Regions from separate parts of the Homo sapiens genome. Here region 1 is linked to region 2. A link is an interaction called in ENCODE POLR2A ChIA-PET data of the cell type or tissue named here. Cell type or tissue: Panc1. All regions are shown on one strand. Each heading gives the region's core, and the rest is flanking DNA. Links, peaks and the distances in the headings are about the cores only. Region 1 has its middle 7.2 kb from the start of FRAT2. Region 2 overlaps ARHGAP19 (Rho GTPase activating protein 19).

What was found. Peaks named below come from ENCODE experiments on the same cell type or tissue, not always from the same donor. Only the 100,000 strongest peaks of a DNase experiment are listed, where the experiment ranks them.
Region 1: POLR2A ChIA-PET joins it to region 2 with 12 read pairs; 20 of 35 experiments call an interaction of 5 or more read pairs at or near these places.

What each region holds. Positions count from the first base shown.
Region 1 is chr10:97,323,306-97,331,762 of GRCh38, reverse strand. No RefSeq gene overlaps it. Among named protein-coding and RNA genes, the nearest start is that of FRAT2, 7.2 kb to the left of the region's middle. RefSeq lists an enhancer at 2,797-2,986. In Panc1, for the core only: no CTCF peak of the experiment used is centred there; a DNase peak (open chromatin) is centred at 3,707; H3K27ac peaks cover 4,934 bases.
Region 2 is chr10:97,256,821-97,263,744 of GRCh38, reverse strand. It overlaps ARHGAP19 (Rho GTPase activating protein 19), which reads left to right. Exons shown (of 12, transcript NM_032900.6): 4 at 116-325; 5 at 4,117-4,343. It overlaps ARHGAP19-SLIT1 (ARHGAP19-SLIT1 readthrough (NMD candidate)), which reads left to right. Exons shown (of 15, transcript NR_037909.1): 4 at 116-325; 5 at 4,117-4,343. Among named protein-coding and RNA genes, the nearest start is that of ARHGAP19, 32 kb to the left of the region's middle. In Panc1, for the core only: no CTCF peak of the experiment used is centred there; no DNase peak of the experiment used is centred there; H3K27ac peaks cover 364 bases.

The DNA of each region.
Region 1 (8,457 bases), core at 1,405-6,404, 67 kb before region 2:
TAGCTGGGACTACAGGCTCATACCACCATGCCAGGCTAATTTTTTATATTTTTAGTAGAGATGGGTTCTCACTGTGTTGCCCAGGCTGGTCTTGAACTCGAGCTCAAGTGATCTGCCCTCCTCGGCCTCCCAAGGTGCTGGGATTAAAGGCGTGAGCCACCACACCTGGCCCCTGCCTTGCCCCTTCCTTGCCCAGCTCTACTAACCCAGCCCCCGGGGAACCTCTCCTGCTCAGCACACTCCCGAGGCTGGGGCTGCAGAGGAAGGCTGATGCTCAGTTGCCTCAGCCCTTTCTGCTCACCAGCTGTGTCATGGTGGGCAAGTCAAGACTCTGAGTTTTTCCCTTGTGATTTGTAAAACAATAGTACTTAATAGGGGAGTTGGAAGGGTTAAATGAGGACTTGAAGGGGAGACTTCATTGCTCAAAAAGTGATAGCTGCTCATTCTTGGTACTACCACATGGCTTTATGTGCCACGAGGTAGGCACTATTTTTCCATCTTATAGATAAGGACTACAGACAATGGGAAAAGACCTACAAGATCTGAGTGTTTCTCTACTTCCTAGGTAGAGATGGAGCTGATCCCTGTTAGGGCAGGCACCCTGGTTGGCACCTTTTACAAGATTTTTTTTTTTTTGAGATGGAATCTCGCTCTGTCGCCTGGCTAGAGTGCAGTGGTGTGATCTCAGCTCACTGCAGCCTCCCTCTCCTGGGTTCAAGTGATTCTCCTGCCTCAGCCTCCCGAGTAACTGGGACTACAGGAGCATGCCACCACACCCAGCTAATTTTTGTATATTTAGTAGAGACGGGGTTTTACCATGTTGGCCAGGATGGTCTCGATCTGACCTTGTGATCCGCCTACCTTGACCTCCCAAAGTGCTGGAATTACAGGCATGAGCCACGGCACCTGGCATTTTTTTTTTTTTAAGACGTGGTCTTGCTCTGTCCCCAGGCTGGAGTGCAGTGGCATGATCTTGGCTCACTGCAGCCTCCACCTCCTGGGTTCAAGCAATTCTCCTGCCTCAGCCTCCCAAGTAGCTGGGATTACAGGTGCCCGCCACCACTCCCAGCTAACTTTTGTATTTTTAGCAGAGATGAGGTTTCACCGTGTTGCCCTGGCTGGTCTCAAATTGCTAACCTCAAGTGATCCACCTGTCTTGGCCTCCCAAAGTGCTGGGATTACAGGTGTGAGCCACCGTGCCTGGCCCTACTTTGCTTTTTACAATGGTGAAAGGAATTATTGGTGGTAGAGCAGAATCAGAACTCAGGGCACTTAAGTTGGTCCTCTTGCCCCCTGTCTGAGCCTACACACAATGCTCTTCTCACACACCCTTGTCACCTGTCTGAGCCTACACACAGTACGCTCTTCTCACCCCAACTCTTGCTACTGATCCAGCCATTTGCAAAGCCTGTGGAGGGCCTGGGCCTGGGGAAGTGTCTCTGTCTACGAGGCAATGGGCATTTCCAAGGTGTTGCAGCTTGGGATAGCCCATTCCTAGTACTCTTAGCTCAGGAATGATTTTGGCTAGGATATCCCTAGCCCCTTGTAGTGGATGGTCACAGAGTTGAGACAGCTTCGTCTTCTGAAGGGGCCATTGCCCATGTTTCCCTGATAACATTCTGCAAGTCTCTAGCCTAGAAGGACCAGAGCAATAGGGAAATAATGAGAAATGGTATGTGTGTGTGTGTGGTGTTTGGAGAATTAGGAGTTTCACATGGGAAGTTACGAGGACAGAAGCCTGGTGCCTTGTAAATGACTAGGAGTTGGAGAGGGTTCAGGGCTTAAGATAAAGATTTGGCAGTTAAGGCTAAGGGGGTGGGATGGGGTGGGGCGCAGAATGGGGCCTGGAAGATGGGCAGTAATAACACTAGCTAATGTGCAATAGTGCGTGCCATGTGCCAGGCTGTGTTCTAAGCACTTTTTCTTTCTTTTTTCTTTTTTTTTTTGAGACAGTCTCACACTGTTGCCCAGGCTGGAGTGCAGTGGCGTGATCTCGACTCACTACAACTTCTGCCTCCCAGGTTCAAGTGATTCTTCTGCCTCAGCCTCCCAAGGAGCTGTAGCTACAGGCGGGCACCACCACATCTGGCTAATTTTTTTTTTTGTATTTTTTTGGTATAGACGGGTTTTGCCATGTTGTCCAGGCTGGTCTCGAACTTTTGACCTCAAGTGATCCACCCGCCTCGGCCTTCCAAAGTGCTGGGATTATAGGCGTGAGCCACCACACCCAGCCTGTGTGTGCCCGGCCTTCTAAGCACTTTACAAATACCCAACTCATCAAATCTCTGGGAGGAAGAAGACTACACAAAAGGAACAGACAGAAAATAAAAGTAGACCCAGGAGAAGCCAAGGGAGACTGTAGGGTGAACAGTAGTGGGTCCACATGTGCACATAACACAAACACAGCTGTATCTATTATCCCTATGTATATCCTCTGTAGTCAGGCCACAGAGGTCCGGGGCATATGGAATCAGATCTTATTCAATGACTTTCACTGTCTTTGAATCCTGAAGTTAATTCTCAAGTTGCCTTTGTCAGCACCCTTAAGTAGCGTGTTTTGAACATCTGCACTGGATTCCTCCCCTCCTTAGCCCAGCTGAAGAAAAGTACTATTTATGCTGCATCAGCAGAAAGGGGTTTGTGACTTCAGTGTCTAGGAAAGATTTTCAGGAAAACCTATAGGAAACCATTTTTCACCGATCTTAGGCTGTGGAATCTAATTTAGGCAGTTACAGAAACAGGCAAAAGGCAGGGCAAAGGTAACAGGATGATAACCAGCTCTTGCTTTTTTTAACCCACCCAAATCAATAAGTCAAACAAACTGCCTGGGCAGCCTAACAGTTGGGGGTTGTGATTTTACTTGCTATGAGTCAGTTAACAGTTGATAAGAGGGAGCACTTAAACTCCTTGGTATCAGTTTTCATTTTCATTCCATTATAGCATCAGCTACAGATAATTCATTCACACAAAAACAACAGAAACATGTCCAGCCATCCCAGGCATGAAGGATGGTTTCAGCAACCAATCTGTCAGGTTGCAGCCACACTGTGGCAGGACAGTTAGTGACACAGGGAGCTGTCATGTGGGGCATCCACAACCAGAGTCCCCCTAAGCCCTGCCCTTCAAACCTGCCCTGTCTGAGGACCCCATACTGTCCCACTCCTCCAGGAACTTAGACCTTTATAGCATCTTCCCTTTGATTTCACCCCTTTTTTTTTTTCTTGAGACGGCATATCGCTCTGTCACCCAGGCTGGAGTGTAGTGGCGTGCAACCTCAGCCTCCCGGGTTCAAGTGATTCTCATGCCTTAGCCTCCTGAGTAACTGGGACTACAGGCGTGTGCCACCACGCCCAGCTAATTTTTGTATTTTTAGTAGAGACGGTTTCACCATGTTGGCCAGGTTGGTCTCAAACTCTTGACCTCAAGTGATCCACCCGCCTTAGCCTCTCAAAGTACTGGGATTACAGGCGTGAGCCACCGTGCCTGGCAATTTCACCCTTTTGTATCCTCTCTCCACACCCAGATGAGCACAGTTCTCCCCTGGCTGAGTGAATCCTTCCCTTGGCCATTTTCCCTTTTTAGCTGTAGTCACTCTTTTCCCATCTTCAGACTTGCAGGCACCACAACACATCATCTACGTCCTAAGCACCCCACTCCCTTAGCCTCTGCCAGTCTGTTGAAATTGCCCATTGTTTGCTCTGCAAATATTTACTAAATACCAGTACCCTGGTGCTGTTGCTAAATGCAGCTATGTTGCAGGCAGGCAGTGGCCTAAGCATTTTTACTAGCATTAGCTCAATTAATCCTCACAACAACCCTCTGAGGGGGGGACTTTTTTTTTTTTATCATGGGACTTTGCAACTGAACGTAAGGTTAGAGAGGTGAAGTTACCTGCCCAAGGTCACAGGAAGGAGCTTTCAAGGAAGGAGCCAGGCAGTCTGGCTCCAGAGCCATGATTTTACAGCTACACAGTACAGTTAACTGAGGCCTACCGGTTTTCTTTTGGAAGTGTCTCTTGTGTTTTCCTCTCCCTTAATCGCCTGGGTGCCTGGGAGCTTTAACACCATTCGGCTGATCTGGCTGACCATCAGTGTTTTCCTCAGCTCCAGACCACTCCCCATGCCATGCAGCCTGACAATCTGCCTAAAACATCCTCATCATCTTGTCACTCCTCTGCCATCACAAAATACATAATCTATTGGGGAAGAGAACACATTCATTCACATATGAGTCCCTGAGATAACTCTATAATGACAGTAAATGAAATGTGAGAGTGAGAATGAAATGAACTCAAAGGCCACTTCCTGTGAAGAAATTGCATGCATGGTTTTCTCTTTTTTTTTTTTTTTTTTTTTTTTGGAGATGGAGTCTCACTCTGCCACCCAGGCTGGAGTGCAATGGCACCATCTCAGCTCACTGCAGCCTCTGCCTCATGGGTTCAAGCGATTCTCCTACCTCAGCCCTCCGAGTAGCTGGGACTACAGGCGCATGCCACCGTGCCTGGCTAATTTTTGTATTTTCAGTAGAGACAGGGTTTCACCATGTTGGCCAGGCTAGTCTCGAACTCTTGACCTCAGGTGATCCACCCGTCTCAGCCTCCCAAAGTGTTGGGATTACAGGTGTGAGCCACCGCACCCGGCCTATTGTATGGTTTTCTCAGTGCAGATTATAGCCAGGACTGGACAGGACAGCAAGTAGAACTTGAGTATTTGAATTTTGGAAAAGGATAGGTTTTCTGATAGGAAATGGGGGAGTTAAGAGCTGTGGCCCCAGGCTGTGTTCACTGCCAACTGCCAACCCTATCCTTTGTGATATTCCTGCTCCCTCTATTCCACCAGTTCCAACCCTGAGCTGCTTTGCAGGCTTAGCTTGGCTCCACCCTTTTTTTCTCTCTCTTTTTAGATGCCCATGCTGGAGTGCAGTGGCGTGATCTCAGCTCACTGTAACCTCCGCCTCCTGAGTTCAAGCGATTCTCCTGCCTCAGCCTCCCAAGTAGCATGCACCACCACGCCCAGCTAATTTTTGTATTTTTAGTAGAGACGAGGTTTCACCATTTTGGCCAGGCTGGTTTCGAACTCATGACCTCACATGATCCGCCTGCCTGGGTTTACCAAATTGTTGAGATTACAGGTGTGAGCCACCGCACCCGGCCGCCTCCGCCCTTATTCCCTTCTTCTACACTTCCCTTAACACCCACCTATGCAACTGGGGTGCATGATCAGGAAACTGGTCTGACCTTCAGAAGAAACAGGTTTGTGCCTGTTAAGAAATATTGAAGAAGTCAGTAAGAGGCAGGGTTTTCTGCAGAAGACTCAAAGAAGTGGCCTTAATGCAACGTCTCTCAGGAACAGTGTTCTGTTTTGTTTATTATTTGCTCTTTGGTTCCCATACCATTTGCTCTTTGGTTCTAATTTAATTTTCACACAAGTCTTCAAGGTGCTCTACCCTTACCCACATTTTGCAAATGAGTTCATTGAGCTTACTGAACCTGTCCCATATCACACAGCCGACAGTGGAGGGCTGCCTGCAGACCCCCCACTCTTACCTATTATGTCTTTTGGGTAACACTGGTAGGGGCAGGTCAATTGCTCTCCCTTCAGTTATGATGGAAAACCAGGAGGAAACACTACTCGGAAGAGTTTTGCCCCTTTGCCTGCACCAGCTTTCACAGTGTTCAAATGGAGCGCACCTCGGAGTGGAAACCTCTCTGAGCTTCCATCTCTAAATGAGGCGGTAGCATCAGACTGCTGAAAGCTGAGCTCTCCGGGGGCTGATGGTCTGTGATTACTGAGCATTGGTAGAAGTGGGGGCTAATTGAGTGAGTTAGTAATTTCGTTGCCAAGGTAACTCTTTCCTGATTGGAAGGAAGGGATCACAGGTTTCAACATAGACTTTGCTAGATAGGAAAGTGGTGTCTGATCTTCGCTCCAGCTTTCTGCATCTGAGCTGGAAAAAGAGCAAAAACGGGTAAAAATTGAATCCAAATATTGTCGGATGTATGCCTAATTTAGAATGAAATCTTGGGGTGGCAGACTCTGGAGTTCTCTGTGAGGTGTGGCATTCTTTTCTCTAAATCACTTATTTGCCAATGTATGTGTCACTTTGTTTCATTCCATTTGTAGCTTTGTTCTCATATCTCACCCAGGCCATTTTCTGTGGCCAGCTGTCTTCATAGGATGCTGAACATTTTGTAAGGAAATGGCATTCCCTAACTCAGCCTAGGAACTTGGAGCAGAATTTTCCAGGGTTCCAATGGCAGGGTCACCAATTTGGGCAATTGTAGGGATGTCATTCCCATGGTAGCCTATGTGCAGAGTTGTGCAGTGAACAATATTGGACCATGTTTGATGATATGGAGCCACTGGAAAGAGCCCTGAGTTGGGAGCTGGGAGACCTAGGTTCTAGACTCTGCTAGGCCTCTGGCTTCATAAACAACTTTGGTAGGTCATTCTTCCCTGCTCACTTCCTTGGACTATTTTTCCACCTATAAAATGGTCTAATATGACTTTTTTTTTTTTTTTTTTTTTGAGACAGAGGTTTTGCTCTTTTTTGCCCAGGCTGGAGTGCAACGGTGAGATCTCAGCTCACTGCACGCTCCACCTCCTGGGTTCAAGCGATTTTCCTGGCTCAGCCTCCTAGTAGCTGGGATTACAGATGCCCACCACCACGTCCAGCTAACTTTTGTATTTTTAGTAGAGACGAGGGTTCCCCATTTTGGCCACGCTGGTCTTGAACTCTTGACCTCAGGTGATCCACCTGCCTCGACCTCCCAGAGTCCTAGGATTACAGGCATGAGCCACCACGTCTGCCCCAATATGACTTTTAAAATACTTTATGTAAATCCTGGCTGGGCGAGGTGGCTCACACTTGTAATCCCAGCACTTTGGGAGGCTGAGGCAGGTGGATTGCTTGAGCCCAAGAGTTTGAGAACAGCCTGGGCAACATGGCAAAACCTTGTCTTTATAAAAAATTTTAAAATTATCCAGGCATGGTGGCACGCACCTGTAGTCCAATTACTCAAGAGATGGGAGAATCACTTGAGTCCAGGAGGTGGAGGTTGCAGTGAGCTGAGATCTCACCGTTGCACTCCTGGGTGACTGACTGAGACCCCGTCACAAACAAACAAACAAACAAAAAACCCCACACTTTATGTAAATCCTGACTTATCCCAAAAAAAGTATTTTGGGGTGAATAGTAAAACTTGGCAGGATTTGGCTGGGTGCGGTGGCTCATGCCTGTAATCCCAGCACTTTGGGAGGCCGAGGCGGGCGGATCAGGAGGTCAGGAGATCGAGACCATCCTGGCTAACGCGGTGAAACCCCATCTCTACTAAAAATACAAAAAATTAGCCGGGCATGGTGGCGGGCACCTGTAGTCCCAGCTATTCCAGAGGCTGAGGCAGGAGAATGGTGTGACCCCAGGAGGTGGAGGTTGCAGTAAGCCGAGATCATGCCACTGCACTCCAGCCTGGGTGACAGAGCGAGACTTCGTCTAAAAAAAAAGAAAAAACTTGGCAGGATTTGAAAAAAAAAAAAAAAAAAAAAACAGGCCGGATGCGGTGGCTCACGCCTAAAATCCCAGCACTTTGGGAGGCCGAGGCAGGCGGATCACCTGAGGTTAGGAGTTCCAGACCAGCCTGGGTAACATGGGGAAACTCCGCCTCTACAAATATACAAAAATTAGCTGGGCGTGATGGCGGGTGCCTGTAGTCCCAGCTACTCAGGAGACTGAGGCGGGAGAATCACTTGAACCCAGGAGGTGGAGCTTGCAGTGGGCCGAGATCACGCCATTGCACTCCAGCCTGGGTGACAGAGCAAGACTCTGTCTCAAAAATAAATAAGTAAATAAGATAAAAAATAAAAACACAGATGAACGGTTACTGGATTATAATGTGTTTAGAGTGCTAACTTGCTTTATGTAGAGAGGCTTTAGTTTTTCCCAATTTTCCTTTTTTAGGAGTGGGTTGTTCTGCATGGGCCCTAAGGTTGAGTCTGAACTTAACCAGTCATTCTTATTACAAGAAGCTATGCACAGTCGGTGCAGTGACATCAAATCATAGCCTATTTCAGGATGGAAAGCCCTGGATTGCTCATAACCCCTTGACCTTGGATAAATCGTACATCAACTAAGAATGGGAACTGGGGACTTCAGGGCTACTCCCATGCCAGGGGACATCAGCACCTGGCCACTTTCCCCTCATGCTCAGCGCCCAGAGGTGGTGCCCACTACACTATTGGGGGCTCCTTTTCCTCAGTTTGTATTAGAGCCTCCATAGTTACCCTTCCCATGCTGGAGAACACTGGACTGAGGCCCCCACAGCCCTTTCTGGGCATGTTGTGGGAAATGGCAGGCTTGGTGTGTTCTGAAGGTACTCCTCAGAGACCATCAGCGTCTGTGTGTGAATTTGAGAAAATGGGGCATTGAACCAAAAAGGAAGTTAGAAAATCAGGACTCGAA
Region 2 (6,924 bases), core at 1-5,000:
TGAAAGGCTTTGTGAAGGGTCTTTTAAGTGTAAAGTAGTCTTTAGACCATTTATTTTAATAATAATCTTTCTGCTTCCTTTTTGCCTGTCCTCTGCTTTGTTTTATGCTAAACAGACTTGCGAGTAGAGGGTTTGTTTAGAGTACCGGGTAATAGTGTCCGACAGCAGATTTTAAGGGATGCTCTCAATAATGGAACTGACATTGACTTGGAATCAGGGGAATTTCACTCAAATGATGTTGCCACTTTGCTGAAGATGTTTCTAGGAGAGTTGCCGGAGCCTCTGCTGACACATAAACACTTCAATGCACACCTCAAAATCGCTGGTGAGTATAGGAAGTAAGAAGGAGATGTAAATACATTTCTTTCAATTTAGTAAAGTTCCTAGGAAATTTCTGTTGCTTGTGACCCACAGAAATACTTCTATTAATATTGGTTAAGATTTCGTGATGTTGCTGGACTTCTCTGGGTACTCATAGGTATTGGCTAGTTAAGTTTAATTTTAATTGAATGGCTTTCTTGATAAATAAGCTTTGTATTGAGATAAGGAGCTGGTAGTAAGATGTCGTCTGAGTTTTATTTATTTTTGAATCTCTGATAGATCCTCGAGTAGTGTGTAGAACATTTTAGTTGGAGACATGATCTCACTCTGTCACTTAGGCTGGAGTGCAGTGGTGCAACCTTGGCTCACTGCAGCCTTGCTCTCCCGGGCTCAGGTGAGCCTCCCACCTCAGCCTCCCAAGTAGCTGGGACTATAGGTGTGCGGCACCACGCCTGGCAAATTTTTTTGTAATTTTTGTAGACATGGGGTTTCGCCGTGTTGCCCAGACTCAAACTCCTGGGCCAAAGCCATCTGCCCACCTTGGCCTCCTGAAGTGCTGGGATTATAGGCATGAGCCACTGTGCCCAACGTGTTTTAGTTGCTTAATAAATGTATGCTTTTCATTGGATTGATTCATATATTTCAGATGTTTATAGGTTCGGTATTTTTGCCTTGGTTTGGGGTTTTTGCTCAGTATTTCTATGCCTCGGTTGAGGGCATCTCTACTCTTGGAAATTTTATTTGTTTGTTTGTTTGTTTTGAGACTGAGTCTCGCTCTGTCACTAGGCTGGAGCGCAATGGTGCAATCTCGGCTCACTGCAACCTCCGCCTCCCGGGTTCAAGTGATTCTCCTGCCTCAGCCTCCCGAGTAGCTGGGACTACAGGCACGCGCTACCACGCCTAGCTAATTTTTGTATTTTTAGTAGAGACGGGATTTCACCATGTTGGCCAGGCTGGTCTCGAACTTCTGATCTTGTGATCGGCCTACCTTGGCCTCCCAAAGTGCTGGGATTACAGATGTGAGCCACTGTGCCCAGCCAAGGAAATTTATTTTTTTTAAAAATTATTATTTGTTTTCTGAATAGAAACACATAGTTCAAAATTCAGATGATTCAAATAATATACAGTAAAAACCTTCTCTCCTACACTTGTTCCCCAACACCCAGTTCACCCAGTCCCCAACACCAGTAACACTGGTTAGTGTTACTGATTTAAAAAAAAAAAAATTTTTTTTTTTTTTTTTTAAAAGAAAGCCTGTTCCCCAGGCTGGTCTCAAACTCCTGGCTTCAAGTGATCCTCCCTCCTCAGTCTCCCAAAGTGCTAGGATTGCAGGCATGAGCCGCAGCCCCCAGACCAGTGTTACTGATTTCTAAAGTATCCTTCCAGAGATATTTTGTGTACTTCCAAACAAATACATATATTCCTTTTCTCTGATTTTTATGTAATAGGTTACACACATGGTTCTGTGGTTTGCTTTTTTCACTTACTGTATCTTGGAGAGTGTTCCATTTTCAGCTCATAAATAGTTTCTTCATACTGCTTTATACCCATGTGGTAGGGAATTCATTCTTAAATTGCACGTCTGTTATGCTGCTATGGGCTCTAAGTGTTCACAGCATCAATATCCATTACTGCAGTTGCTTAGTTTCCTGCCCCTGAGTATTTTTCCTGTTTCTTCTAATTATATGGAAAAGAAATAGAAGATTTTTTCCTTTTGAATAATTTTTACTACTTAAAGAAACAAGTGTTGAATTTTAAAAATCTAATACGATTAGTTTTTTTTTTTAGCTCTTTTAGTAGCAATCCAAATGATGCAATGAGTAAATACTACTAGAATGTTATACAATTTTACAGTTATTTTGGGGAGAAATAAAGATGTTAGACCTTTGAAAAAGATTTGGAAAATATTCTTTTTACAAGTGTTAACATGAAGGATGCTTGTTTTGTTTGCTTTCCAGTTCAGTTCATTCGTTTAGTGCAATATTTGAAATCCTCCCTTCCACTACCCTGTGATTGACTGTTCTTTGAGAACATACTGAGGCGTGGCACAGTTGTAGCCTTTCATATGCCTTGCTGATAACTGGAAATAATTTTTGTTTTCAGTTTCATATTAACAGAGAACATTTTCTAGAAATGTTACCTGCCCTTCCTAAACCTGGAATTATTGAGGTTAAACAGCTTAAATAACACACTGTAATCATTTTTACATCTATGTGAGTTGTACTCAAATGGTTATTAGTGTCCTTTGAAATTCTCATTATCCAGGGGACTGTTTTCATTGATAACCTTTTTAGTCTGTTAGGGAAGAACCAATAATTCTGACCCTATTGGGAGCTGCCTGTTATAAGGAGCAGCTTGTGAATAAGGACATTCATTCTCATTTTTCATTCTCATTTTTCTTTTAGCTGTAAAATATCTGAGTGGGGAAAAGTGGAGTGAGTAGCATTATCAAAGGCATGTGTGGATCTTTTTTTTTTTTTTTTTTTTTTAAATATAGAGATGGGGTTTCACCATGTTGCCCAGGCTGGTCTCGAACTCCTGGGCTCAAGTGATCTGCCCACCTTGCCCTCCCAAAGTGCTGGGGTTACAGGCATGTGCCACTGTGCCTGACTTGGATATGTGTTTATTTCTCTTGGGTATATACCGAGGAATGGAATTTCTTGGTCAAATGATAACTCTCATTTTTTGAGGAACTGCCAAAATGTTTTCTAAGTGGTTATATCATTTTATATGCCCACCAGCAATATAGGAGGGTTTAATTTTCTCTGCATCTTTGCCAACATTTTTTATTGTCAATCTGTTTGTAGTTATAGCCATTGTAGTGGATATGAAGTGGTATGTCATTGTGGTTTTGATTTATAGTTTTTTGTTTTGTTTTGTTTTTTCTTTTTTTTGAGATGGAGTCTTGCTCTGTCGCCCAGGCTGGAGTGCAGGGGCATGATCTCGGCTCACTGCAAGCTCCGCCTCCCAGGTTCACGCCATACTCCTGCCTCTGCCTCCTGAGTAGCTGGGACTACAGGCGCCCACCACCATGCTGGGCAAATTTTTTTGTATTTTTAGTAGAGACAGGTTTCACTGTGTTAGCTGGGATGGTCTCGATCTCCTGACCTTGTGATCCGCCCGCCTCGGCCTCTCAAAGTGCTGGGATTACAGGTGTGAGCCACTGTGCCCGGCCTGATTTATAGTTTCTTGATGGCTAATGATACTGAGCATACAAAGCCTTCTTGGCCACTTGTATACCTTCTGAAGGAATGTCTATTCAAATCCTGTACACATTAAAAAAAATTTTGGCCGGGTGTTGTGGCTCACGCCTGTAATCCCAGCACTTTGGGAGGCTGAGGCAGGCGGATCACAAGGTCAGGAGATCGAGACCATCCTGACTAACACGGTGAAACCCCGCCTCTACTAAAAATACAAAAAATTAGCCGGGCGTGGTGGCGGGTGCCTATAGTCCCAGCTACTCGGGAGGCTGAGGCAGGAGAATCGCTTGAACCCGGGAGGCGGAGGTTGCAATGAGCTGAGATTGTGTAACTGCACTCCAGCCTGGGTGACAGAGCAAGACTTTGTCTCAAAAAAAACAAAACAAAACAAAACAGGTTTTTTAATCTTTTTATTGTTGAATTGCATTGACATTATTTTGTTATTATGTTTTGCTGTAGTCTTTGAATTGTGTTTCTGCCTGAATCTTTTTTCCCTCTTTCTTTGATGGGAGTTGAGGGGAGGATAATGGTGATAGCACTGATTTTTCTTGCTGATATTTTCTCCCCACTTTGCAAATTCTCTTTTGTCCTCAAGATTTGATGCAGTTTGATGATAAAGGAAACAAGACCAATATACCAGACAAGGACCGGCAAATTGAGGCTCTCCAGTTGCTCTTCCTCATTCTCCCTCCTCCTAATCGTAATTTGCTGAAGTTATTGCTTGATCTCCTATACCAGACAGCAAAGAAACAAGACAAGAACAAGATGTCAGCCTATAACCTTGCCCTTATGTTTGCACCCCATGTCCTGTGGCCAAAAAATGTGAGTGTTGACGGGAAGAGTAAAGATTGCTTGGTTTTCTTGGGCTGGGCCTCATTCTATGGCTGTACATTGGTGAGATTATCAAGGGTCCAAGGTCTAGCCTTCAGCTTTATGAGGTTGGGAACTTACTTTATTAGTTCATTGAAGAGTCATCAGACCTGAGAGGGCCAATTCCTGCTAACCTCACTTATAAATCAATCTCTGGTAAACCTACATGGCATTGTATTAGTAGAAACTCTTAGTGGGAAATTATAACTACTGAATAAACTAGAATACTCATTTTGGCTGTTCATTGTGGAATCCTTAACAGGAAAGGCTTCTTGGGAAATCAAATTAGTTTCTGAAGATCAAATGTTATAAAATTAGAATAGAGCTGTGTGATCTTATGGGATAATGTCACCAAGCTTATGGATTTATAGATGAGATGACACTTGGAGCAATCCTGCCTTGTCCTGACTTTTGTATTTCCTGTAGATATGTAGTCTCCTTGGATAAAGCTGAACTTGCTTCTTCTTATGGAGACCATGGTCTTCTCAGTGACTTACAAGAGAAATAAACTCACTCTCTTTTTTTTTTTAAATGCCTGAGGGATAAAAACACAGAGAAATAAATTCTCTGAAGTCTTTTTTTCTGTTTTTTTGAGACAGGGTCTCGTTTTGTTGCCCACGCTGGAGGAGAGTAACACAATCACTACTCACTGTAGCCTCATCTAAAGTCTTTTAAACAACTTGTTGACCTGGAGGTACATAGCTCATATTCCTGCCCACTTATAATATGGTTTTACTATGTGATGGAGTTGTGAGCCAGGATAGGTGGGTTGGAAGCCACACACCAGCGATGTTACCTATGTCTTTTACCTTTTTTTTTTGAGACAGAGTCTTCCTCTGTTGCCTAGGCTGGAGAGCAGTGGTGCAATCTCAGCTCAGTGCAATCTCTGCCTCCCAGGTTCAAGCAATTCTCCTGCTTCAGCCTCCTGAGCAGCTGGGACTACAGGCGTGAGCCACTATTCCTGGCTAATATTTGTATTTTTGTATTTTTAGTAGAGATGGGGTTTTGCCATGTTGGTCAGGCGGGTCTCGAACTGCTGACCTCAGGTGATCCACCCGCTGCTGCCTCTCGAAGTGCTGGGATTACAGGTGTGAGCCACCGCGCCTGGCCTTTTACCTTTCATGTTTTAAACAGCTGTCTACAAGCCATTTTTTGTTTGTTTAGTCTTTTGCCTTTTCTATGCATAGGCTTTTCCTCTGTAAACTGGGCATAATACAGTAAGTCCTCAACCTATTAACATCGTTGATAGGTTCTTGGAAACTGAAACTTTAATCAAAATAATCTATAACAAAACAAATTATTTTTCTCATCAATGTTATAATGAAAAGATGTTGAAGAAAATGATGTTATTCGAGGACCTGCTGTATGTCGGTTCACTTAACGTCATAGTTTCCAAGAACCTATTGATGCCTTAAGTGAGGACTTACTGTAATAGCTTTACTACATACCCCACAAGGCTGTTGGGAAGATAATAGAAATAGGTTATAGTAATTTATAAAAAATTTTTGAGATTATAAGTAATGAGAAAAGGAAGGTAAAGGAGAGAGATTGTGTGAAACATTTTACTTAAAAAATAACTAGTGAAAAAATAATAAAGTTCTGGGTCAGGAAGAGCCTCTGGGGGTGAGTAGGGGGAGCAGAAGACACATCAACATTTGTCCATATTAAGGAGATCAAGCCTTATAATGAAGGAATTTTAGAACCAGCTAACCAAGACTATAGAAAAGCAGTGAGCAAACTGTGGTTATAAAAAGAAGTAGTGACTTACGCCTGTAATCACAGCACTTTGGGAGGCTGAGGTAGGAGGACTGCTTGAGGACAGGAGGTTGAGACCAGCCTGGGCAACACAGTGAGACCTTGAGACCTTGAGACCTTGTCTCTACAAAAGGAAAAGAAAAATAAGCTGGACGTGGTGGCACATGCCTATACTCCTAGCTACTTGGGAGGCTGAGGTGGGAGGATCGCTTGAGCCAAGGAGTTTGCAGCTGCAGTGAGTTATGATTGCACCACTGTACTCCAATCTGGGTAACAAAGCGAGACCCTATCTCTAAAAAAAAAAAAAAAAAAAAAAGTATTTAAAAGCAAACAGATAAAGTAACAAAGATACATGTTGAAAATGAGGGCTTTGGGATAGTAGAGTTACTGAATTACTTAAAAAAGACAGGAGAAACAAGGGAAGGGAATCAATGACAATTTTGCTGTGTTTTTTGTTTGTTTGTTTGTTTGTTTTTTTGAGACAGAGTCTTGCTTTGTCGCCCAGGCTGGAGTGCAGTGGTGCGGTCTCGGCTCACTGCAAGCTCTGCCTCCCGGGTTCATGCCATTCTCCTGCCTCAGCCTCCCGAGTAGCTGGGACTACAGGCGCCCGCCACCACGCCCGGCTAATTTTTTGTATTTTTGGTAGAGACGGTGTTTCACTGTGTTAGCCAGGATGGTCTCAATCTCCTGACCTCGTGATCTGCCCGCCTTGGCCTCCCAAAGTGCTGGGATTACAGGCATGAGCCACCACGCCCGGTAATTTTACTGTGTTTTTAAG